Regions from separate parts of the Mus musculus genome. Here all the other regions are linked to region 1. The links are chromatin loops, found by intact Hi-C in ENCODE. Cell type or tissue: heart. All regions are shown on one strand.

Region 1 (8,000 bases):
GGGCTTGCCAATAGTCTGGGCTGTTTGGGGATCCCCATAGGACCCCTTTCGCCAACTACTCTATAAGTTGTAACCCATTCCTGATACTGGAAGCTTCGTTTGGTGATAAGAGGTATTCAGTAGGGGCTCTGTTCTTGGTCAGTTTCATTTAGATCACCTTCATATATGTATGTATTTGAGGGAGTTCCCACTGTATCAGGTTTCCATATGACCCCTCAAACAGACCTTGTTTTTTAGCTTTCTTTCCCTCTATATGTTCTTCCCTCCCTCTTGCCATTTGATCCTCCCATTCTAGACCCTCCTCCTCTTTCAGTTATTTCGTGTCACCTGCTCCTTTTGAGTATTATTTCTTCTTTGTGTTCTAGATCCTTCAGGTGTGCTGTTAAGTTACAAGATCGCTCCAGTTTTTTAATGTAGGCACGTAATGCTATGAACCTATCTGTTAAAACCACCTTCATGTGTCCCAAAAGTCTGAGTGTGTTGTATTTTCACTTTCACTCAATTCTTTAAAGTCTTTAATTTTTTATTTAGTAGTGGGTTGTTCAGTTTCCATGAATTTGTAAGCTTTCTGCTGTTTCTGTTGTTGATGCCAGCTTTAATCCACAGTGGTGAGATAGTATGCAGCATGTTATTTCAATTTCCTTTTATTTATTGAGACTTGCTTTGAGTCCGACTATGTGGTCCATGTTGGAGAAAGTTCAGTGAGATGCCGAGAAGGTACATTCTTTTTTGTTTGGATAAAACCTTCTATAAATATCTGTGAGGTTGATTTGGTTTATAATGTCTGTTAGCTTTTTTTAATATTTTTTGGTCTGGATGACCTGTCTATTGGCAAGAGTCAGGTATCAGAGCCATGTACAGAATGAAGGAAAATGGAGGACTGTTGGGAGACTCTGCTATTAGGGTCACAGTCTGCATGTCTGGAGAAGCTCTCAGAGTTTACTACAACGTGGAGGACTCCAGTTCTCTGCGGGACTTCCTCTTCTCTGCCCGATCTTATCTGGAGCATATTTCTAAACACAGGTACCTGATCTTATCTAGAGGATGACCCCGCACAGAGCTTCCTGCAAGTGCCACATGATTCAGCCAGTAAGTCCCACTCAGCCCAACCCTTCTTATCTTATGATAATTAGGTCCTGTGTTTCGACCAATCAACAACCCTTCCTACCTGTAACCCCTAAAAACCTCCGAGGAAAGTCATGTAGCCTATGGCCAGATTGCAGGCTGAACTTCCTCTCTCCCTATAAGAACCTGCCAGGCAGGTTCTTGGAATTCCTCTTCATGTAAATGAAGCATTCCCACCCTAGCAGTACTGTGTATTCACGCTGGGAATTCCTACTGGCCCCCCAAGATCTATATAGCCTCTGTTCACTCTCAATCAAGTTGAGCTGCCTCACTGAAGCTGATCCTGGAAGTGTATCCATTGGTCAGTACTCACAACATCAGAACTCTGCTCGCGTCCCACTGGTGACCAACAGCCCCAGGGAGGGTCACAGAGGACATCACAGGAACTAGGAAAATTTAAGAGTTAAGGAAATGTTTGTTTCGTTGTTTTGTTTTGATAGTTGCATAGGACCCAATATTCATAAAAGATATTTAACTTAGAGTTCAAGGATTCTCAGTCTATTGTATTTCCATTATTCTTCCACAAAGCCAGTGCATACAAGGACAATCCCAACAAAGTAAGAATTTGTTTACACAACTCGCCAGAGAAGGAGAAAAAAGCATTTGAACACATTAACCACCTTTTCATAATGAAAACTTGCATTAAACGATGACTCCTCCACAGATTTACATGTGTGTAAAGTCTGCCCTCTGAGGTTGCTCTAGAAACCCCCCAAACACTAACATCTCAGGATGCCCAAGTTCCTTAGAAGAAAACATATTCACAGATAACCTTTGTAACTTTCCTGACTTCCTTAAATTACCTCTAAGTTATGTATAATACAAAATATAATGTAAATGCTGTGTGAATAGTCATTTTATCGTTTGGGGATTAGTAAGAAAAAAAAAATCTATGAGTCAAAACAGACTCACTATGTTCCGAGTCCTTCCTTGCCCCTTTCCTCTCTCCTCTCTCCCTTCTCTCTTCTTCACTCTGTTTGACAGGATCTCTATAACTCCAGGCTGGCCTCAACTCTTGAAACTCCAGCCTCAGTCTCCTCAATGCTGGAAATACAGGAGCCGGGCACAATTCAAGGTGTAAAATGCTTAAAACCAGGGAGGCAGAGCCCACAAATGAGCTGGAAATTGGTTGAACCTGCAGAGTCAGAAGGACATGTCTCCAACTAGAATCCTACTCAGGTGATCTGACTCCTGAGTCCTGTTTAAAAGATTGCTGTCTTAGACCTCAGTGCCTTTCTTTGCTGGCCTGAGAAAGGTTATTGGGGAAGGCTTGCAAGAAAATCCCCTGTAGCAGAATGTAGATGGATGGAGTGTTCAGCAGAACAAGAAACTGATGTATTATGTAATCTCAACAAAAGCCTCTGCTGATCCCACAGGGGTTTGCTACCTGTCCAGAAGTGTCCCAAGTCAAGTGACAAGAACTGGGTCTCTAATCTCTCTATTCACTGGATGAGGGTTGTCCCTTAAGCAGAGGTATGGACTTATGAAAAGACTTTGGTCAAGCTCAAATCCTGGAAGAGGCTCAACCAAGAGTTAACGTTAGCTGCCACAGCAGCCTGGGTGTGGGGTTGGGGAGATCTGAGCTGCATGACGACACCAACTGCAGAAGGGACCAATGCAGATAAACAATGCAGAGAAATAAAACCAACAAGGAAGGCCAACTTTTAGAGCAAATATTGAGCATAGTTCAACCAAGACTGGAAAGAGAAGAATGTTTATTCTTACCATGCTGGTAATGTTGTAAAGACAGAGGTCAGGTCAGTGCATTAGGACAAGGGAAAGTTTAAGTTGTCTTTTTGGCTCTTACTGAAGGATGCCATGGACTGGGTAGCTCAAACAGCCTGCCTTTTCTTATGGCTTTGTAAACAGCAAGGCTAAGATCTCCGTATCTCATGCCTGCTAAGGGTCCTCATCCTAGTTGCAGACAGCTTCTTCTGGTGTTCCCTGAAGATGGTGCAGGAGAGTCAGTAGGCTCTCTACTGCCTTTGTGCTTTTGTGGGGCACTATCCCCACGGTGAGGACAGCTTCCCTGCCCTCATTACCTTTGAAGGTCCGAGACTTCAAACACCATCGCACTGGACTTAGAATGTCAAGATGTGAATTTAGGGAGACAGAAAGTTCAAGTCACAGCAATGGTGAGAGGGTGTGAGAGACAGAATCCATGCAGTCTGCTCTCACGCACAAGGGGCTAGACACGTGGAGAGCCTAAAAGAATCATGAAGGGATGTGTGAATTGGCAAGGCTGTGGGTAGACAGAGTGAGCACACCAAACTTCTCTGTATTTCTACTGATGCTAACAGATCAGAAAGAGAAATTGAGAAAGGTACCCTGTCCTAACCAGGACAAGCATTAGGGATCAATTTTAGACGTAAGTTGGGATACTTAAAGCGTCTGTCCTGAAAACTACAAAACGTTGCTGAGCAGATTCAACAGATAGTAGTCACTTGCCCATTAAAACTTGGAAGACTCCACATCTTTAAGATGACAACTACCCCTAAGTTGACTTAGAAGTTCAAAGAGATTTTCATCATAATTTTAGACATGTGGATGATGGTACAGTTCATGTGGAAGTTTACAAGACCTGGACAATCTGAACGGTCTTGGAAAAGAAGAACGGAGTTGTACGTGACCATGTTCCAAGGCAAACTGTGAAACAATAATTAAGATTTCAGGTATAAAATAATATACTTAGGGTATAAGAACAGATGAACGAGTGGATAAGACAGAGCTGGAAGAAGAGAGAGTTGAGTGGAGCTCTTTGGTGGCCGGCAGGTTAGAGACATGGAGAGGAGCTGATGCTGTGGCTGGTGTCTGAGGACACTCGCAGACTCCCATTATACTGAGCGACCTTGAGGCCTTTGATTGATTATATGAGGTACATGTACACTGGGCAGCTTAATACACTCTAGTCCCAGTGCACTGACTTAAATATTAATTTCTTCTTAAAATACTTTTTTTTCTCAGACACGAGGAGCAAATTTGTGATCATGAGACTTCGCCAACTCAACACATCAGTGTCAATCAAGCTGACAGGTCAGCGGCCATCACTTCATGGAGGGAGGGTCTTCGAGCGCTAGAGCAATTGGATAGCTGTGCCAAAATAATCATTTCTAACTCAATGCATATTATGCAGAAAATGGAATTTGACGTGGACATAGACAAAAATGTGATAGGTAAAACTGTAAAGCTTTTATCTAACAGAAGCAAGACACTGATTTACCCACTGCAAGAAGGCTATAATATGAAAATTATTAAATTACGAGAACACCCCAATTATGGCTTTGTTGGTTTATATGTATCAATAAGCTTACACACACACACACACTCACAGAGATACACGTACACACATACTGGTTTTGTTTTGTTTTGTTTTTAATGCCAACTGATCAGGTGATGAGACTGTTGTCATCAGATACAGGAACAAGCCTGACTTTATCCCAGGAGCAATGGTTCAACACTGTTTCTTTCTGTGTTTGTTGTGACTTTAAAGGCCACAGTTGCTGTGAATAATGAGAATCAACCATACATGTCACATAGATACATCAGAATAATCAATAGGAATTCCATTCATGTTACGTTAAAAATAAAGAAAAACTGGCGAGTCAAGCCCATGGATACCAGAATAGCCATGGCCTCCAGGGTAGTACGGGATGGATAATATCACAAGGACGTTCTTTGAGGGATGGTTCTGCACGTTCACCTGGGTGTTAGTGGTTGTAATAAAGGTGAGACTTGGATTCCAAGAGACCTTTCTGGTTAACTAGCTGCATTGTTCATTTTCAGCCACAGGGTGGCAGCGTTGTAGCGATGACTAAAATCAGGGCCTTCTCTGACGTTTGCTTAGCATGGATTGTGCTTTCCTGCTTCCTTCAAGGAGCCTTTGTCCCTTGTGACACTCTGAACAGTGGCCTCTTCTTTAAATTAATTATTTTTCTTACAACTATATAGTTGAGCATGTCTACCCTCTACCTCCTCACCCCCCTTTCCTCATCTCTCCTTTCTTATGGCAGTTTGAATGAGATGCCTATTACAGTCTCTGGCCTTTCAATACTTGGTCCCCAACTGGAGACTCTGCTTGAGTAGGTCTAGAGGGTGTGGTTTTGCTGGAGAACCGTATCACTGGGGGGTGGCTTGACATTTTGAAGTTCTTTGTCATTCTTGGTTCGATCTCTCTGCTTCCTTGCCTATGGTTCAAGATGTGAGCTCTCAGCTGTTCCCACCACCACATTAGCTATCGCTACCTGTCCCTTGCCACACCTCTCCACCATGACAGAGTCTCTCGTTCTCGCTCTTGCTCTCTAGCTGTAAGCCAAATAACCCCTATCTTCTAAACAGCCTTGGCTATGGTGTTCTGTCACAGCAATAGAAAAGTAACCGCCGGGCGGTGGTGGCGCACGCCTTTAATCCCAGCACTTGGGAGGCAGAGGCAGGCGGATTTCTGAGTTTGAGGCCAGCCTGGTCTACAAAGTGAGTTCCAGGATAGCCAGGGCTACACAGAGAAACCCTGTCCAAAAAAAAGTAAGCAATACAGTCCTCATTTCCTCTTTCATTTAATTTCATTTAATGTACGCATACATGTAAATTTAGCCTAAGCTATTTGTTTCCCATGTTCTCAATCATGCCCACGCCCCAGCCACATCAAAATTATGAGTATTTCTTATTTAGTTTCCCCGTATGGTTTTGCTTTGTTTGGCATTTATATTCTTAGCCCACCTTAAGATTTAGAATATATGTAGGAGTTTGATTAAAAAAAACATTGTTTTTCAAGAAAAAATATTATGTAGCCCAGCCTAGCCTGGAATTTGCTGTGTAGCCCAGGCTAGTTTTAGCCTCCTGAATGTTGGGATTATAGTGGACATCACCATCTCTAAAATTTCATGGTCCTATGTGCCTATAACTCTAGCATTTAGGAAGTGGCAACAGGAGGGCCAGGAGTTTAAGGACATACTGGCTACATAGTGAGTTCAAGGCCAGCCTGGGCTATGTGAAAGCCTGTCTCCAAAATAACAAAATTAAAAGTTGTAAAAACAATTAGCCAGTTTGCTTGGAGTTTTGGAGGTGCCACAGTGCATTAGTGGGCTCTATGTCACAGGTGAATTCCTGTGAGTGGCATTTTATGCTGTGATGCCCAAGGTGCCATCTCAAGGTTAGTGGTTAGGATAACACAGGAGACATGACAATGTGGACGCTTGCAGCTCTCTCCTCTCAGTCTGTCTCTGTTGTCCTGGCCTCTCCATATACGCTTGTCAAGGCTGGCGTGTCCTGGTCTCTCCATATACGCTTGTCAAGGCTGGCGGAAGTCTCTGCACAGATCTCCATTCGATTTTCATAGTCCAATGCTCAGAAACTGGGAGAGAGGGACTTTCTTCTCTGCTGCAGGCAGTGAGGCTGCACCCAAGAGTCCTCTGCTGTTTCCTCTCCACCGCCAATATCCACTGAGGCCTAGGTGTGCATGACTTTGGCCCTTCTTCACAGGGAGTACTTTAGAGGTCAGCAGTAGTTTTCCATATCCCTTCCTGAAGAACTGCAGGGAGAGACTCCAACTCATCACTTTAATGGCACATGTTCTTACCCCTACCTACCTGGTCCCCGCCAACTTTACCACATGAGTTCCAAGTTAAACACTTCCCTTTCCCCCTATTCCTTTAAGCTCATTTTATTACCCCCGAAAACAGTGTTGAGTTCTTTAATAAAACCACCACAGCCTTTAAAATGGGGCTCATGCTCACCTCTACGTGACAGCTGAGTCCTCAGTGATCATGCGCCCCTTCCGTTCTCAGCCCTTTCCTTCTCAGCGCCTTCCATTCGCATGTGGGTTACACTTGTGTCTCAGACTTCTTAGGGAAAGGCTGCAGTTTCTCCCAGACATCATGCTCTGTGTGTACAAAAGTGAAAAAACTAAAAAGTGGAGGAGGAGCTCGTTTCTGATCACATTATCATAATTGTAATAATTCCTCAATGATATAATTCCTCAAGACTGGGAAATAAGTCCCATTGGCAGGTATCAGATGCTGGGTATGGTGGTGTATGCATGGGCAACTTAGCAGGACGCTATCAATGAGACAAAAACAAACAAATAAACAAACAAAAATCCCATGAGTGTTAAAGCAGGAAGAATGAAAAGCGGGCAAGATGAAGCGAGTCAGAATTTACTCCCCTTCCAAAGAACAGTGCTAACACAGAAAGGAGATTCTCAAAAGATGACAGAAAGCTGGGGTGGGTAACAGTACTGGCCACCAAGCCTGAGAAATTGAGTTGAATTCCCAGGATGCACCTTGCCCTCTGACCTCTCCATCCTCCTTGTGGCACATCCAAGCCCTCTCACCCCAGATACATGCATAATAAGTAAATACACCATGCTCTAAAAACAATCACAGGTGTAGAAGAAGGGAGAAGAATCAGTATCTTTCTAACTATCATTAATTTCAGTCTCTTTTGTTGAGTCTTCAGACCAGAGGTCAGCTATAACCCAGGGAATGCTTGAGAAACACCATGCTGGAATGTATCTTCCCCCTGGTGGTTTCCACATTTTCATGCTCAGACTGAACATGATTTTTCTTTTCTCTGTAAATATGAGTCCAGAAACAGGTGACCGATAGACCAAATTTACTTCAATGGGGGAGTTTTATACCCAGATATATGTGCACAAAATGCTCTCTGGGGTTTTCCAGATATTTAACCAGCTCTTTTGGAGAAACTAAAAATCTTGGAGATGAAAAAGGGAAATTCATGGGCTGTAGAGATGGCTCAGCGGTTAAGAGCACTTACTACTCTTCCAAAGGTCCTGAGTCCAATTCCCAGCAGTGACATGGTGGCTCAGAACCATGTGTAATGAGATCCGATGCCCTCTTCTGATGTGTCTAAAGACAGCTACA
Region 2 (8,000 bases), 400 kb after region 1:
CAGGAGATGTGTACACACTGCTATGAAGATTCAGCCCTATGGAATAAGACTCATGACCTTAGGGGCTGCACGGTGTTCTCTCTGGGGTCTTTATCCTAATGGTGCTGCCTGTGCCTCTTCCAGCAGGAAACCAAAGGCCGTCCTTTTGTGATCAAGCCCATCTCCTCCCCTCTCATGAAGCCTTTGCTTGTCTTTGTGAACCCAAAGAGTGGGGGAAACCAGGTGAGTGGTTTATCATGTGTTTCACGTTGAGTACTCGATACGTCAAAGGCACAGTCCCCAGGACTGAGTGAAAGAGCATCTCAGGAGCCCAGGCATCTGAGCTCTGCCAGAACCAGGACCAGAATCAACGCCTGCAGTCTCTCACTCTCCTTCCACGCACAGCTAGACCAGAGGTACTCAGAAGACGTTGGGACTAGCATTTTCTCTACAGATATTCTAGAAGGATTATTTCAGAGTTCCACTTAGTTAATAGATTTCACTGGAGAGGAAAGGGAAAATCCTTATTTGTGTTCAATAATGGCCACACTAAGGAGAGGAGAACAACAGAATGGTTCAGTGGCCCCTGTGTCCCTCTCCCCCCAGTTTTCATAATTAGGAATATCTTTCCGACGTGTCCTTATTTTTTCTTGTTAGAGTTTAACCTGACTCTTTTGTCCCTGTCCTGGGGACAGGAACAACGAGAGCTCATTTGTCACAGCGATTGTAAACAAGTACCTCAAGGCCAGAGAAAACAATCGGTTTCTAAAGACTCCATTATCTCATCTGCTCTCTGTCCAGCTCCTCCAGGGTACCTTAACATTAACCCCAGTTAAGAACACAAAGATGTCCTTACAGAAGATAGTGGCATCCCACAGCAACCTCACTCTGTGAGGCCACCATTGGTTTTCTCTGTAATACAGTCTTTTATCTTTTGATTCATTTCTCGTCCTGCTTCCCGGGGCTTCCTGTTAAGGCTCTTCTGTGGGCTTTGATTTTCCATTATTTTCTTGGGAATTTGGATGCAGAACTTATCTTTTTTCTGACCATTAAGTGTACACTTTACCCTTTGAGAAAAGACTCTTTGAAGTTTCACTATTAACAAGTAGAGATCTGAGCTTCTTTGATGGCCTACATGATGAAAGATGTCATGTCATTAGGGTTTTGTCTGAGTCTTCCAAATGACGTCACCATTGCTAAAATCATGGTCATTTCTCAGGATGAACTGGTTACAGGGTAACTTGTCGCAGGAGAGCCTATGGTTTCAAAGAAACCTCTGGTCTCCTCCTTCTTCAAGACGCCTGATCACTCAAAAGGTTAAAAACCAATTTCAGTACTATGGAGAACAGGGAAAACCGCTATTCTAACAAACAATGTATTTTCTGCACCCTTCACTTTCCTGTCTGTGAGTGGTGATGTCCTTCCTCGTCTAAGGTGTGGTTCTACTGTAATACTGGAGAAGAACCTAGTGAAGGGTTTCTTAGGGTTGATGTTCAGTTTCCCCTGACACACCCACTCAAGGACTGGCCTCCTTGTAGCCTAACAAGGGTGATGCAGTTGAAAATCCAGAAAATGATCAAAGTATTTGCAATCAGTTTCCTGGGTTTGGTAGTCTGAGCACTGCAGGCTAGTTACCATCTACTAAATTGTATCAGGGCTCTCCCTACATAACTCATGGTTTTTGAGTAGCCCAAGCTGGCTTTGAGCTCCCCGGATAGTCAAGAATAACTTGAACACATGACCCTCTCCCTTCTGAGGATTACATCATGTGCCACTAGGCCCAGTTAATACAACCCAAGGTTTCATGTGTACTGGCAAGCACTCCACCAGCTGAGCTGCACCCCAGCCCTGAAGTGGGTTCATTGATCACGCTACCCCCTCCTCTGTATGTGCTTTTCGGTTTTCCTTTCCTTTGTGAGGCTTGCAAGCCACTGTACAGCCCTGTTCCTGTTCCAGTCTCTGTGAATTAATAATGACAGAAGGCTTCAGACGTTATCTAAAGACTGCTTCTCAGTTCACAGAGGACTCACAGATCAAAGCTAAGTGAATTTGGAGGAAATCTTTTTTCTTAGGGACAGGAAAGGAGTCAGTGGGGCTGGGGTGAGGGTGGGTAAATTAGGTGACATTTGTCTTGTCTTCCAAACTGAGCACATTAGACCCGGAAGAGGGGTTCTGTGTAACTACTCGGAGAGGGAATCTGAGAGGAAAGTCCCCTCTTTTCTCTGACACGGGAAATTTCTGGTCATCCTTCAAGGCTCACCGGTGCCTTTTTAAACCACTTTCAAAATCAGTCACCCTCTCACTGTGTTCTAAGGCCCTGAGGTGCACCGGTCTCTCAGGGATGATAGAGGTCATGTTCTCTGGGCTTGTGTTCTCTCTGAGTGTAGGTGTCAGAGTACTGGGGGAATTTTGAGAGCATGGAGCATAGTAAACTAACAATTGTACAGTGAGAGATACAAACATCAGAGCAGATGCTACGATGCATGTTCCGTGTTTCGATGACACTGCTGTGAAGGGAACATGCAGAAAAAAAAAAAGGAAATGTGATTGGATAAAGGTGTCCAGCCCGTTTAAAAATGCCTTAAAACTTGGGTTTGTGCCATGGAAACTGTATTTAAGTATTTTGGTTTTCGAATTCTTTTTGTTTATGAACAGCAACAGCAAGGTGACATGGCTAATTTTAGTGTGCAGATAGTCTCCTGGAAGCCTGTTAAGGCAGAGGGGACATCTCAGTAAGTCTTGATGGCCAGGAGTATCCAGGTAGGACCTCTCATTCCTCACATGTTCTCGATGCTGTATCTGCTAGGAGATAGATCTCGATGATGCCTCTGCTAGGAGATAGATCTAGCTGCCCGACCAGGGCTTCCTAAGATGGGTGGGCATATTCTGATTTTTGTAGTTTAACAATATTTCACTCGTCTTACTCCTCTGACTCATTTCCTCTCTGAAGAGCAGGCTCCAAAACCACTTTTAAACTTGCATTAGTCTGAAGTAAACAACTAGATGATATCGCCATCTAGTGGTGAGGAGGAAAACTGTCTCTTGTTCCCTCATTTAGACTTGAAAAAAAAAATTCAATATTTTGAAGGATTATATTGGGCTAAACATACTCCAGGGCTGTTTCTGTTAAACAACACTTCCATTTAAACTTCACACTAGTTGTTTCTATTTATCCTGCCCCATCCGTGTACACATGACACTGGTATTCAGTAAAGGTTTAGACACCGGTTGTACTGTTGCCACCAGAAATATTTGAGGAGAAAGGTATTGGGTCCAGGCATTAAAATATCAGCTTTGAAGTACTCTCTCTCCCTGTGGGAGGGAGACGGAAGGTAGGATGAAAAGTTTTCTCCATCACAATCCCCTCCTCTGTGTGGGAAGTTGGGAAGGCTGGGCGCATCTCACTCCTATGACATACCTCCGCTGTTTACTGAGTCCAGAGACTCTTTCTCATGTTACCTCATATAAATTCACAGATGCGCAGATGTTAACCACTAGAATGGGTCTATGCAGTCCTGAGAGTCAAGGGATTCTCTGCTCACACTGTCCAGTATGGAGTTCCAAGGCAGATGTGTGGAGGAAACTACATTCTTAGACCGGAGCTCTGGGTACTGACATGAGTGGGAAGCTGCTGGTGGATAGATTTATGTTGGCTGAGTTTATGCCACTCTCTGTGAACCAGTGTCCCCCAGATAGCCACCCTCTTAAGTCAGGGCCAAGTATATCAATAGAGACGTAGGGAACAGATGAAAGACTCTGACTGAGAAACAAATTCCATAAACTGTCTCTGAAATACTTGCATTGCCTCAGTGCAGGCATTAGATTTTGAAGTGCTGAAAACGTTTTAGTCTGGAGCTAAATACAACTTTATTGTTTTCTACAAATTTAGGCTTCTAAGGGTCAGATTGGTTTGGAGAGACAGCCCAGGGTTAGTAAGTAATTAATGAGGGCCCTGGCAAGACTCCCAAGGGTACCCAGTCAAGAGTACCCAATCACATGATCTCTACATTGTTCAATAGTCAGTAAGTTATTATACCTGGGAATGGAACAGGAATTCATGAGCACTGTCCCCACCCCCCAACTCCCATTCAAGAAAACCAGACATGGGTATAAAAGCTGCAGGCCTTATGTTTGGCATGCAGCATATGAGAACTGTCACGTGCTTGCTGGTGACAGTTGTGTAAATGACTGAGTAGATTTCATGACTCCTTTCCAGTGTATCCCATTTGTGTGACCAGTAACCCCCATTTCATTCATTGACTCTGGGAGAGCACTAAAGTAGCTTATCTCAGTGTTAGAGGCAGTTTGGTAGGTCTTATTTAAATGTGTGAGTGTTTAACTTTACGAGCGTCTAGCTTGCATGCCCCACTCACCTGGGTTGCTTTAAAGAAATGATTTTGTTCAAATTCTTTTCATACCATATTATGGAAATGAAGTGTGTGTGTGTGTGTGTGTGTGTGTGTGTGTGTGTGTATGAGAGAGAGAGAGAGAGAGAGAGAGAGAGAGAGAGAGAGAGAGAGAGAGAGAGAGAACACGTATTTGATGGCTTCCTCAGTCACTTTCCTTGGTCTTTCTTTGATAGCAGAGTCCCTGACTGAACTTGGAGCTCACTAATTTGTCTGGACTGGGTGGCCAGCAAGCTCCAGGAGTGTGGCTGTCTCTACCTCCCCGGTGTTGAGGTTCTAGGTGTGTGCCTGTCTTTTTAAGTGTGTGCTGGGGATTAAAACTCAGCATCTTGATCCTTCCATAGCCAGTTCTTTATTCCCTCTCCAACCCTGCACCACTGTTTAATGGATGTTAAGTCTACTCCTGCTTAGAAGAAACCAAGCACTGTTGCATAGGTTATTTCTGCTCAAGTCCAGGGCTGCTGGCCCAATAGACTGAGCCGAGAACAAACTCTTTGGGGGGCACAGAAGGAACAACTTGCCAGGCTTTGTTGACATTCCTTGTTGGAAGGATACATTAAGATATTAGGAGTTCCAGTGAACACAAGTTTAAAACGAGCAAAACTGAAACCATGCAGCTGATCAAACCTTTTACAGAAACTTTAGGTTGAACAAACTAACCTTTCTGCACTTTATATTTTCCTTTCTCGAAAGATGTTAATTATCTCACATTGTCTGCATAATAGGAGAAGCTGAAATCATGATGTGTGTTCTTACGTAGCAGAGGTGGGAATTTGTAATTAACATCAGCCTTTCAGACTGCTTTAGGAATGAATCTAAGATAGAAAAAGCAACTTTCTGTCCAGCCAGTGGGATATGTTGTATAAAGTAGTTGGTCATTAAAGTGATGTTTATGTTTCCTATTTAATGTACAGTGTGATCAAAATAATCCCGAATGCAATTGGTATCGAGGCTCAGGATGGAAAGAAAGAAAATGCCATTCATGTTGCTGGCATAATGTCCTTAAATCCATGTTTGTGATTGACCAGGAGCAAAGTATTTCATTTGGTGAGGCCAAAGGAGGTGTTCTGATAATTAAGAATGAAATGTTATTCCTAACATTGCAGCAGGCATGCGATAAGGTGGAACTTTTAGATTACAGCTTTGGGGGAATCGGAGGAACAAAAGACCTGCACTGGCTCCTGTAGCATCCCTCACAGTAGTGAGATAATTACCAGGCACATCTGACCACAGGCAGCAGTGTAATTGAACAAATGGATGTACAAAGAGCAGAGAAGAACGGAACAGCAAGTACGAAGGTCTCTTCTTGGCCACATGCTGTGCTAGGTGCTTAACTGTTATCAGTCAGTTGATTCCCTAATCTCCCTGGACAGTCCCTTTTCATTTACATACTGCACCTGTGCCAGAAGCTAAGTGCTCCCCACCACACAGAACAAGCCCCTTGTCCTCACCCCTGGGTTCTTGGCTGGGACAGCCCTTCCACACGCAGACCAGTTAGGCAAACAGGAATGGTTTTTGAACCGATCATTGCTCTGCTAAAGGAACAGTATTGTACTTGACAAGCTTATCAAATGATCAAGCCATTACTTGCTGTGGTTGATAAAAATGACTCCGTTTGCTCAAGTTTAAAGCTCTGTTGATATTAATTCAAATATGTCATCTGTTTCTTTTTTTTCCTTCAATAAACTTTAAGAAGCATCTCCTAAACTTAAAAATATTATTTGCTCCCCCCACCCTGTAAACTTTAAGAAGCATTTCCTAAACTACCCTTTGTCTATCACATTATCTCTATGAATACCACAGTTCCTTAAAAACCACATTGGGTGCCTGAGGAAGGGCTGGCTTAAGCTAGCACAGGCATGCACAACAGAAAGAGCTAAAATAGGATATGACAGTATTAGCTGATGAGCCAGACTATGTCACTTAACATTAATTTTTAAACTTTATTATTTGGATTATTATTTTCCACATACGATATGAATTTATGGGTAATATTAGCTATCTGTGAGTTTATTGAAATAATTTTTCTATGTGAAGCCAAAGTATAAGTGAAAGCATATATTTTTTATATGTAGAAGTTTATTTCTATTTGTATATATGACAATTTTATTCTTGATACAGGCTGTTACTGTATAATCCAAACTATTTGAATTCACAGCCGTTTGTCTCTGTATCTTGAATGCTAGTATTATGGGCCTGGGTCACCATGCCAGACAAACAGAAAATGTTTATATATGAAATATATTTATACTTCCATTTTGTCTTCATCAGTGAGAAAAGTTATTTCAATAAAACTACAATGAATGAATATTGCCTGTTTTTCTGTGTTCAGACAAAGTAAAAACCAATGTTAAATGACATAGCCTGGCCACTTTCTATATAAACTTTTCATCATTACAAAATGATGTCAACCTCATAAATACTGTTAAGCACACACCACACATTAACGCAATCGAGCCTTACAGAAGTGGGCTCTCTCTCCATTCCATATTAAAGAGAACACACAGTAAGTCTAATGGAACTACTCAGGTTAGACACCCATCTCACCTGGGCATATACCCAGTCCAGGGATATGTGTGTATATACATACAATCAAAGCTTACGACTTTTACTACCATTCCCTATGGTTTGTAGTCAAATATTATTTAAAGGATTTGCCTGATTTTAGTGTGTGTGTGTGTGTGTGTGTGTACATACTAAGGCCACAGGCATCAGGTCGTCTTTGCAGAGCTTGAGTTACGTGCAGTTATGAGCTGCCATTGCAAGCACTAGGGATGGATTTGGGACAGTCTACAGGAGTGCTATGCACTCTGAAGCCCTGTGCCATCTCTCCAGTCCACTTAATTATGATTTAAGAGAGAATGAGTCTGTTCTTATTTATTATTATTATCATTATTTAGGTGGGAAAAATGCCTTTTGTTTATTTGCTTGTTTATTCCTTTATAGGGAACCAAAGTCCTACAGATGTTTATGTGGTACCTGAATCCACGGCAAGTCTTTGATCTTTCTCAGGAAGGGCCAAAAGATGCGTAAGTCTGGAAACATCCTCCGTAATATGGCCATAATATGGACCATTGGAATTGGGGTCAAGGCTATTTATTATCTGATGTCTTGGTGAAGTCTTTTCTGTTTGTCTTTCATTGACTTTCTTACCTGCATTTTGCTCTTCTTGAAACCTCCTGATGCACCCCCCCATGCTGTCTTTGCATTTGTTTCCACCAAATTGTTGGATCAGTGCCTGCTGTATGCAGGACTGAAGCGCATTCTCAGAAAGCCAGGGAATGAGAAAGGACTTCTTGCTTGTCTGGTCTGGTTATGCGTGTCTGATTTTGGAGACATGCTTAAACAGAAATGTGAGTTTATAACCCAAAGGGTCATGAAATGTTTGCATAAACTTTCATTCTGGAGAGACCATGTGTGTATGAATGCATCCAGAATGTGTATCTGGGGATATGGGAGAAAGGAGAAGAAAGAAGAGAGAGAGGGAAAGATGGAGGGAGAGAGAGAGGAAGGGAGGGAATCAGAAGGGAGGGAGAGGGGGTGGAGATATGGAGATGAACTAATCATAGCTTCGGATGCTGCAGTTCAGTGAGGCAGGCATTTCAATTTCTGTTC
Region 3 (8,000 bases), 77 kb after region 1:
ACAGATGGAGAGCAGAGAGCCAGGACTGGGGTGGGGGGCTTTGAAAACAAGATCCCCGGTGGAAAGATTGTTCACAGGACAGATTTCCAAAGGGTCCGGGTTCCTTCCGCTTCCATTCATGAGTTGTCTTCCTGTGTCTACGGCTGGGTTTATTGTTGTCTCGACTTCGTCCTCCGATGCTGAAATTTATTCCTCCCTGTGGTCTTTTCTTGGGCCGACACTTATTGTTGTAGTTTTAATTGACTGATTGATTCTTTCAATTACAGAACTTCTGCTTGGTTCATTTCCAGCGTGTCAATTCCCTTGATGACTTTCTTTCCTCTGTCTTTGGACTTCCTCTCCCAGCTGACTATTTCGCTTACTTTGGAGACTGTCTTGTGGGGGACTAGACTTCTTTAGTGCATCTATGTATTTAAGTCATCTGTCTAGTCATTAATTCTTGTAAAAAAGAAGGACTGTGAATTCACCATGGACATTTCAACTGTCTTGGTAGTTTGGGGTTTCATTATGGGGTGTTGGTAGTTTGGGAATGAGTCATGGAGAAGCCAGCCCTTTGGAGGACTCCCAGACAGCAAAAGAACCAAATAAAATTAGAGTGGGTGGGTGGGGAGTTAAAAGTAGGAGGCACATTCCGCCCTACAGACTTTCAAGGCACCACAAAGAGACACAGAGATTACGAGACAACAACCCTCCTTCTGTGAAACCACTGGGCTCCCATTTGTGGTCTCTTTAACTTACATGCAACCTACAGGGATCATAAGTGCGCACAAGCTAACCCTCAGCATGGGAAGAACGGGCAGCAGATCCTGTGGAGGAGGGCTTCCCTATCCAAAGACCAAAGAATACGCTGTTGGGTTCCCACAAATGGCACCTAGTTCTATTTGTAGCTCATGTCGTGACAGGCTATGCCCCTAATTTTCTGAAAAGAAGCAGATGGGGTTCTGATGGATATTGCAAAGAGCATTCGGTCCACAGTCCATCTTCTTGGAAGTTGTGGTGGTTTTCTTTCATGTATGTAACTAGGAGATGATGACTGTGGGATAGGAACTGTTTGAGATGTTTGACATCGAAGCGTGGGAGAATGGAGGCAAGGGTAGCTTATCCTGCGCAGCCTCACCTGGGTCTTAGCTTCAATTAGGTTTCTGAGCTTTGAGAATGAGCAAGTGTGTGGTAGCAGTATTATTTTATTCACTCGAACCATGACTAATATATATATATATTCTTCCAAAGGAAGAGCCAGTCCCTCCAGGTCCAAGCATTCAGAGCAGATAGCCACCCTGATAAAGTACGACTCCTCTTGAGGTAACATGCAGGCATGTAGTGCTTAAGAATAGCTATTTGCACCAAATCCAATATTCCTTACCTCTTAATAAGCAATAGCTGAAGTAGTACTAGGAGCCCGCACCTCTACTGGTGGACAGTGAGCTTTTCACTATTCTTGGGAAAGCAGGTAATTCATCTCTCCATGTCCAGTAATACTTAGAGTAAACAGTTCTGTAATTTCTTCTAAGCTTGAAAGCAGCACTCACACACACAGCTAAGTAGAGACTTGGTTTAGAAGACAGTCTCCTTTTTGTTTATCTCCCTCTCTTCTACATGTCATAAGCCTTCTATCTACCCGCTCCTCCTTTCTCTTCCTTTCTCCTCCCATAATCCTTCTCTCTGCCCTCCCTGTTCCCCTTCACTTCCCCTTACACCCCCCCCCCTGCTACACCCCCCCCCCCCCGAGTCTCAGGGCAATCATACAAAGCAAATGGGTGTTTGTATCTTGTCAAGTGGACTCTGGATTCCCAAACCTGTGCACAAAATTTGGGGACTATCTACAGTTGTTAACCTTTCTGGTAAGAGGTGTTATAACTTTCTTTAGTTAATTTGTTTGTTTATGTATTTATTTTGTGCACGCCCATGTCCGTGTGTGTGTGTGTGTGTGTGTGTGTGTGTGTGTGTGTGTGTGTTTGTCCATGTAAGGGTATGCACATGTACATGTTCCACAAATGCTGAGGTGGAAGTTGGTTTTCTCCTTACACTATGTGGGTTTTAGGGCTCAAACCCAGGTCTGTTGAGCTTAGCTACAAGTGTCCTTACCCAGTGAACCGTACTGTGGGCTTTGATAAATTTTCTGGTTTCACAAAAAGTTCTGTACCTAAAGATGAAAAGTTAAGAAGCCCTGGTCTAATTCATCACAGGGCTCATCCACTTGAACGCTGACTAACTGGAAATGTCTCAGAAACGCTGGAGCCACAGAGCTTCATGGGCTCAGGCCATAGCAGTGGCCAAGGCCAGGAACGTGGCTGCCTTTCCTGGCCACTGGAGTCAGTCTCCACCCCATTCGGTCACCTCTTCTCAAGGTACAGGCTGGTGACAAGAGGCCGAGGGTGCTGCTTGTTCAACCAACAAAGTAAAATGGGGGAAAAAGGAGAGAAATGAAGAGGCTGAAAGAAATATCTCAGCAAAATGTTCCTGGCTATGCTTATGGCCCGAGGAATAAAGGCTTATGTTAGAAAGAGCAAACCTTGAAGGTCACTCCAGGAAAGTCAGCACCATGGCTGCCTATTGGGGGCTCATGCTCCATTGAAATCAAATTGGGATGTTGGGTATATTACTCAATTTTCCGTTATGATGGTAGATTCTTGGTGTAATCAACTCCTAAGGAGAGAACTTTTGTCTGACAGCTTTGGAGGCTCCTCCAGGGTGTCGTCGGTGGCCATGGTGAAGCGACCCTTCACAGCGGAAGTTCATGGTAGAGCAAAGCCGCTCACCTTGGGCTCAGAAAGACAAAAGAGAAAGGAGATGAGACTGAGTCCCATAATCTTTGAAGGACATGTACTCACTGACTCCAAAGGTCCCACTAGGCTGCACCTAGTTTTACCGCCTTCCAGTGGGTACAGCAGCATAGGCACACTGGAAGATGCATGGGATCCACACTGTGGCTGGGCTCCTTTTAAGCTTTTTCCACTTATGAAACCTTTTTACTCAAGAAAATACTGTGTGACCCTTGGGTATATAGGTATATAAAATAAGTGTACAAAGCAAATATTTACTATAATAAATCGTAAATGGATTTAGAACAGTTCTTTAGTATATATGTAATTTTAGTATTTGTTGAAGACAAACGCAAACATAGAGGTAAACAGATGGTGCGCTTATTTTTACATAAAGCATTCATCTTGGACAAATAGTGGATACTGCAGGGTATAGTGTGTTTTCAGAGTGGATTAATAGTTTGGTTTTAGAATCATCAGAGCTAAGAATGTCCTAATCCCAAGTCAAAATCATCTAACATTTTTTAAAAATGAAACTTAAGTCAGAAACTCTAATGGCAATTTTTAAAATCAAGCATTCTAACACAGTAGACTCCAAAGACATACTAATTTGATACATGATGAAGAATGATATCCAAAATGATATTATTTTAGAATGATACTAAAAACCTTGGATTTCTGTAATTAGACTATTCCATTTCTAGTAGAGCAGGACATGTATGGACACTGTAAACACTGCAGCCTGTGACACACAGTGGTCCTGAGGGTTTGGGCTTTCATGGCTGGTGGCGCATGGTGTAGCGGTCCGTAAGTGCAGTGACTTCAGAGCCAAAGCCACAGTAAAGTTGCTCAGTGCAACCCTGCATGAACTCTGCCAGAAGCCCCTCTGATACAGCGCAGGTTTGATTTTGAATTACTTTCTGTCCGTTGTGTGTCCAGAAGCCCTTTCCTGTGACCTGACTCCATGATTCCCACACTCAGTTGTGTGACTTACAGCCGAAGAGTCTGCCAAAGCATACCCCAAGGTGGACGTTTACTTTGTCTTTTATTTCAGTGTTTCTCCAAAGAAGAAACGTGATCGTGACGAGCCTGGAGCATTAAGAGAGAACTTGATATCTCTATCCTCTGAGGTTGTGTAAAAATAGGGTTGGAAAGTCTATAAAATATCAGCCAGCTAAACAGAAGTGGTGTATAATGCATTTGTGCCAAGATAATTTATTTAGGCTGGATTAAGAGACTAACTGAGTGGCTCTGAAGAGAAGGCTCAGTGGTGAAGGGTGCCTACTGCTCTAGAAGAGGTTCAGAGTCTGGTTCCTAGCATTTGTATCAGGTGTCTCGCAACCACTTGTAAATTCCAGCTCCGTGGGATCAGGCACCCTCTTCTGGCCTCAATGGGTACTGCATTCATGTCTACATACCTACTCCCCTAATACATACATAGACAAACAATTTTAAAAGTAGTAACAAAAATAAATTTAAAAATCTGTCTGTAGCCGGGCGTGGTGACCCACGCCTTTAATCCCAGCACTTGGGAGACAGAGGCAGGCGGATTTCTGAGTTCGAGGCCAGCTTGGTCTACAAAGTGAGTTCTAGGACAGCCAGGGCTACACAGAGAAACCCTGTCTCGAAAAAACAAACAAACAAAAAAATCTGTCTGTATAAAATTAAACAAATAGTCTGTCTTTACTGTTGCTGTTCCAGGTCTATAGACCATTGGGGCTTCTTCAGATTACAGGAGCTGGAGATAACTGGGTGGGCTCAGTACTGACTTATGAAGCTGCTTTCCCAGTTACAAATGAAGGCAAGTCCTCAGGGAGTAAGCTGTGGCCGTTGAGAAGTCACACGGGGTGCATGAGACAAGTTGTGGGAGGAAAAGGACTGTGGGATGGGATGGCTGGGAAGCGGGGTTGGAGCCATGAGGGAGGCATCGGTTGGTGAGTCAAAGGAGACACTCGTGGCTGGACGCTGAGGCTTAGAGGGCACAGACAGAGCTGGCCACGGAGAGCCAGGAAGCTGAGCTACGTAGATGGCACAGAAAGGGTGGTTTCTGAAACGAGTAGAGAGATAGGCAGCAGGATTCACACAGGGTTGTGTGTGTGTGTGGTGGTGGGGGGTAAGGGTGACTCATAGGTGACTTAGGTTTCTGCTCTGTAGCCTTTAGAGGGATATTGGTGTTGACGTGTTCTCAGGAAGTGAAATCCAGAAAAGAAAAAGGCACCGAGATGAGGTAAAAAGGTAATCACATTTCCTGTGAGCTGGTGTCAAGAGCATCAGCGTGCGTCATCGCAGAGGGGGTAAAAAGGGTGCCGCTCTCCTCATCTGCTTCCATGCTGGGCTCTCCGTGGCTGGGTGTTGGGGTAGGACAGGCAGGGGAACACGGGTGAAAATGATAACATTGCTTCCCTTAAAACAGTCAAATAGGGACCCCATTGCAATCAAGAATAGTCTAAAACAGCAAAGTTGACAGCCATCTATCGAGCAAAGCCACTTAGATTATTCAGCTCTCTGTCCCTGATGAAGAAACACAAACTGCATGCGACAGTTTCATGTACATCTGTGTACCGAATCAGTCTTTCCAAATCAGTGTTGTTCCATGGATATGTATGTGGTTCATGCTCTACATACCATACTCTGCAGGAGAAATTGTGAGTTTAAAAAGCAATCTTGACCCCGGATCAAGTCCATCATGGCTCTCTAAAGTCATGTTATGAGTCTGGGCTCTGTCCAATTTATGAATGACTTGACCCTGGGTGAGCTGTATCCGTCTTTGGTCTGACCTTCCAGATCTTTAAAATGAAAATATAATACTTACCCACTGCGTGGCTGGAGGGATTCTCTGAGTTCACATTTATCGAGCACTTAGAGCAGTGCCTGCCACTTCACAAGTGCCGAGGAAGTATCAGCTATTATTGTCCTTGTTCTTCTGTGGACTGCTCCATAATTAAGTACATAATTTACCAAGTGCCCGTGATAGGGATGACAGGAGCCAAGGAGAGAGCTTCTATATATCCAGGCATGGAAAGAACACAGAGAGACAGAGATTGTGTTGGTCTCAGAGGTCCATCCAGTACAGGCTGGGTGTCTGCCAAAGACTAAGGACTATGGGTTGGTCTTAAACAATGTTTCTTCATATCAGAAACACCTGTTTGGCGGTCTATAGTATAGGAGTGATCTAATTTTACTTTTTTCTATGCGTACATATGGGCTCAAAAAATAACATTTATTAAAATGTATACATCTAGGCCAGACCTGTTTTGAACCATTGCTTCCTTGGAAAGCAATGTGTGCAGGTGACAGTGAACCTGGGATATGGGACTCATTTCTATGGTGTGAAGAATCTTTTTCTATGAATCCCAGCTGTACACTTTTGGGTGAGTCTTTTTAATCTTGTAGTTGTTTGTTTTTCAAATGGGAGTAATGGTTGTATTAACCTCTGTGGTTATGCTTAGGACTAAGTTATCATTTCCAAAGTACTTAGAACAGTACCCAGCCCATAGCAAACACTGATGGTGCTGCTGAGTTTACTATTCATATCAGGGCACCATGGGCAGACAGGTCGCCGGCTCCCACGCAGTGGGCCCTATTTTCACTATTATGACCATGTTCCACAGAATTCTTGTCCCACAGCCTCCTGCCTTCCAGAACTCAGTCTTGGAACTGTTAAAGGATATTATTGTTCCTTTTTTATTAGTCTAGGTGTTGTGCCTCCAGGCACATACCACTTGGGTATCTGGTACCTGTGGAGGCCCGGATCCTCCTGGAACTGGAGTTACAGATGGTTGTGGGCTGTCATGTGGGTACCGAACTGTGGTCTTCTGGGAGAATAGTGTTCTTAACCACCAAGCCATCTCTCTAGGCAAGAAGATTTTTATGTGGAAAAAGTAAGATCTGTCAATTCTTTAATACGTGTTCAAAGAGCAAACAAAATGAAGGTTTAGAGGAGGCATAAGAAACTAAGATGCTTTCTTCAATGTATACATGCTATTTGGATGATAATGTGGATACTTTGAATGATATATTGGGTAATATATCACATACTATTATATACAGGTAGGATACAGGTAGGACTTTTTGTCACATAGATGATATTTGTAACCAAGTGATTTCTCTTAACAATGAATGCTTACTCCTGTGCTGTGTGTATGTGTGTAGTGTACATGTGATCCCGCACATGCGTGTGCATGTGTTTATAAAATACAAGACTGCGTCCAGGTTTGATCTTTTCCCACTGTGGTTGCCTGGCTGTGCGTATGGAAATCATCGAGGCTGTATTACGGATGCTTTAAGCAGATCCGTGCCTTTGTGCTCCAAGGCCACCTGATATTTCAGTCTATTCAGCGTCTGCAGTGTTAACCGTGGTTCCATTCTGAGCTCAGGTATGCAGGACTTGCTCCCTGTCGTCACGAGACGGTGGCTTCTTCTCATCTTTGCTGATAGCCAAAGGGTGTTGCTGAGAAGATGCAGCTTTGGAATTTGACCTTTGAGGGGGAGCTGTGCAAATACATTCTGATGCTACAGGGGGTGCGTTATCTCCCAGCACGCACACGATTAAAATTAGGCAAGGGCGTCTTTCATTTGGAATAAAACTTAAAAGGGACATAGATACAATCCAGAAGAACACTTTTTCATTTAAAGTCCAAATTGCAGAATTTATAAAAGTTAGAAATTATAGTATCTCAAGCACTTAGTTCTCCTGTCTCTGTTTAGCTAAGTACACAAATAGCTGAGGATACTTGTAGTTCTAAGCCTCAATGGCTCTGTAGATGAGTTTTGCCAATAAAACTCATCTGCAAAACTAAAGCCCTGGGCAAGTTGCAGAGGCCACTCCTTCCCTCATTCTACCCTTTGTTGACCTCCGACCTTCCAGGTTACATTTGCCATTTTGTTTACTCTGATTTGATATTCTTTCCCTTGGTGACAGAATATAGGCCAACAGCCAAGAGTTGGGGTTCAAGCTGTCTTCTCTTATTTCAACCACACGGGAATGCTGGTCTCATCAAACTTCTTATTAACTGCCCTTCTTTAATCTGAAACCAGGTTTTTCCATGATGTATCTGGCGGGTCTGATTGACCAGTCTACAAATATTTATGCATTTTCATTCATCATTCATGTGCGAGACAGAGGACAACTTTGGGGAGTTGGTTCTCTCCTTCCACAGTTACATAGGTTCTAGGAATCGGACTTCGGCCATCAAGCTTGCAAGGCCAGTGTTCTCACCTGCCCATACATCTCACCAG

Evidence for each region. Peaks named below come from ENCODE experiments on the same cell type or tissue, not always from the same donor. Only the 100,000 strongest peaks of a DNase experiment are listed, where the experiment ranks them.
Region 2: a loop joins it to region 1, with 9 times the contacts of the local background. A loop is called at or near these places in 22 of 42 quality-filtered maps.
Region 3: a loop joins it to region 1, with 5 times the contacts of the local background. A loop is called at or near these places in 9 of 42 quality-filtered maps.

The regions. Positions count from the first base shown.
Region 1 is chr6:37,445,065-37,453,064 of GRCm38, reverse strand. Gm33318 (predicted gene, 33318) reads right to left here. Exons shown (of 3, transcript NR_166917.1): 2 at 6,855-7,000; 3 at 5,660-6,649. Among named protein-coding and RNA genes, the nearest start is that of Gm33318, 6.6 kb to the right of the region's middle. In heart, a CTCF peak has its summit at 4,904 (motif pointing right); no DNase peak of the experiment used is centred here; H3K27ac peaks cover 444 bases.
Region 2 is chr6:37,049,584-37,057,583 of GRCm38, reverse strand. Dgki (diacylglycerol kinase, iota) reads left to right here. Exons shown (of 34, transcript NM_001081206.2): 10 at 124-222; 11 at 7,332-7,414. Among named protein-coding and RNA genes, the nearest start is that of Gm52857, 150 kb to the right of the region's middle. In heart, a CTCF peak has its summit at 3,001 (motif pointing left); no DNase peak of the experiment used is centred here; H3K27ac peaks cover 580 bases.
Region 3 is chr6:37,367,673-37,375,672 of GRCm38, reverse strand. All of the region lies in intron 2 of Creb3l2 (cAMP responsive element binding protein 3-like 2), which reads left to right. Among named protein-coding and RNA genes, the nearest start is that of Gm33275, 46 kb to the left of the region's middle. In heart, a CTCF peak has its summit at 4,150 (motif pointing left); no DNase peak of the experiment used is centred here; H3K27ac peaks cover 3,069 bases.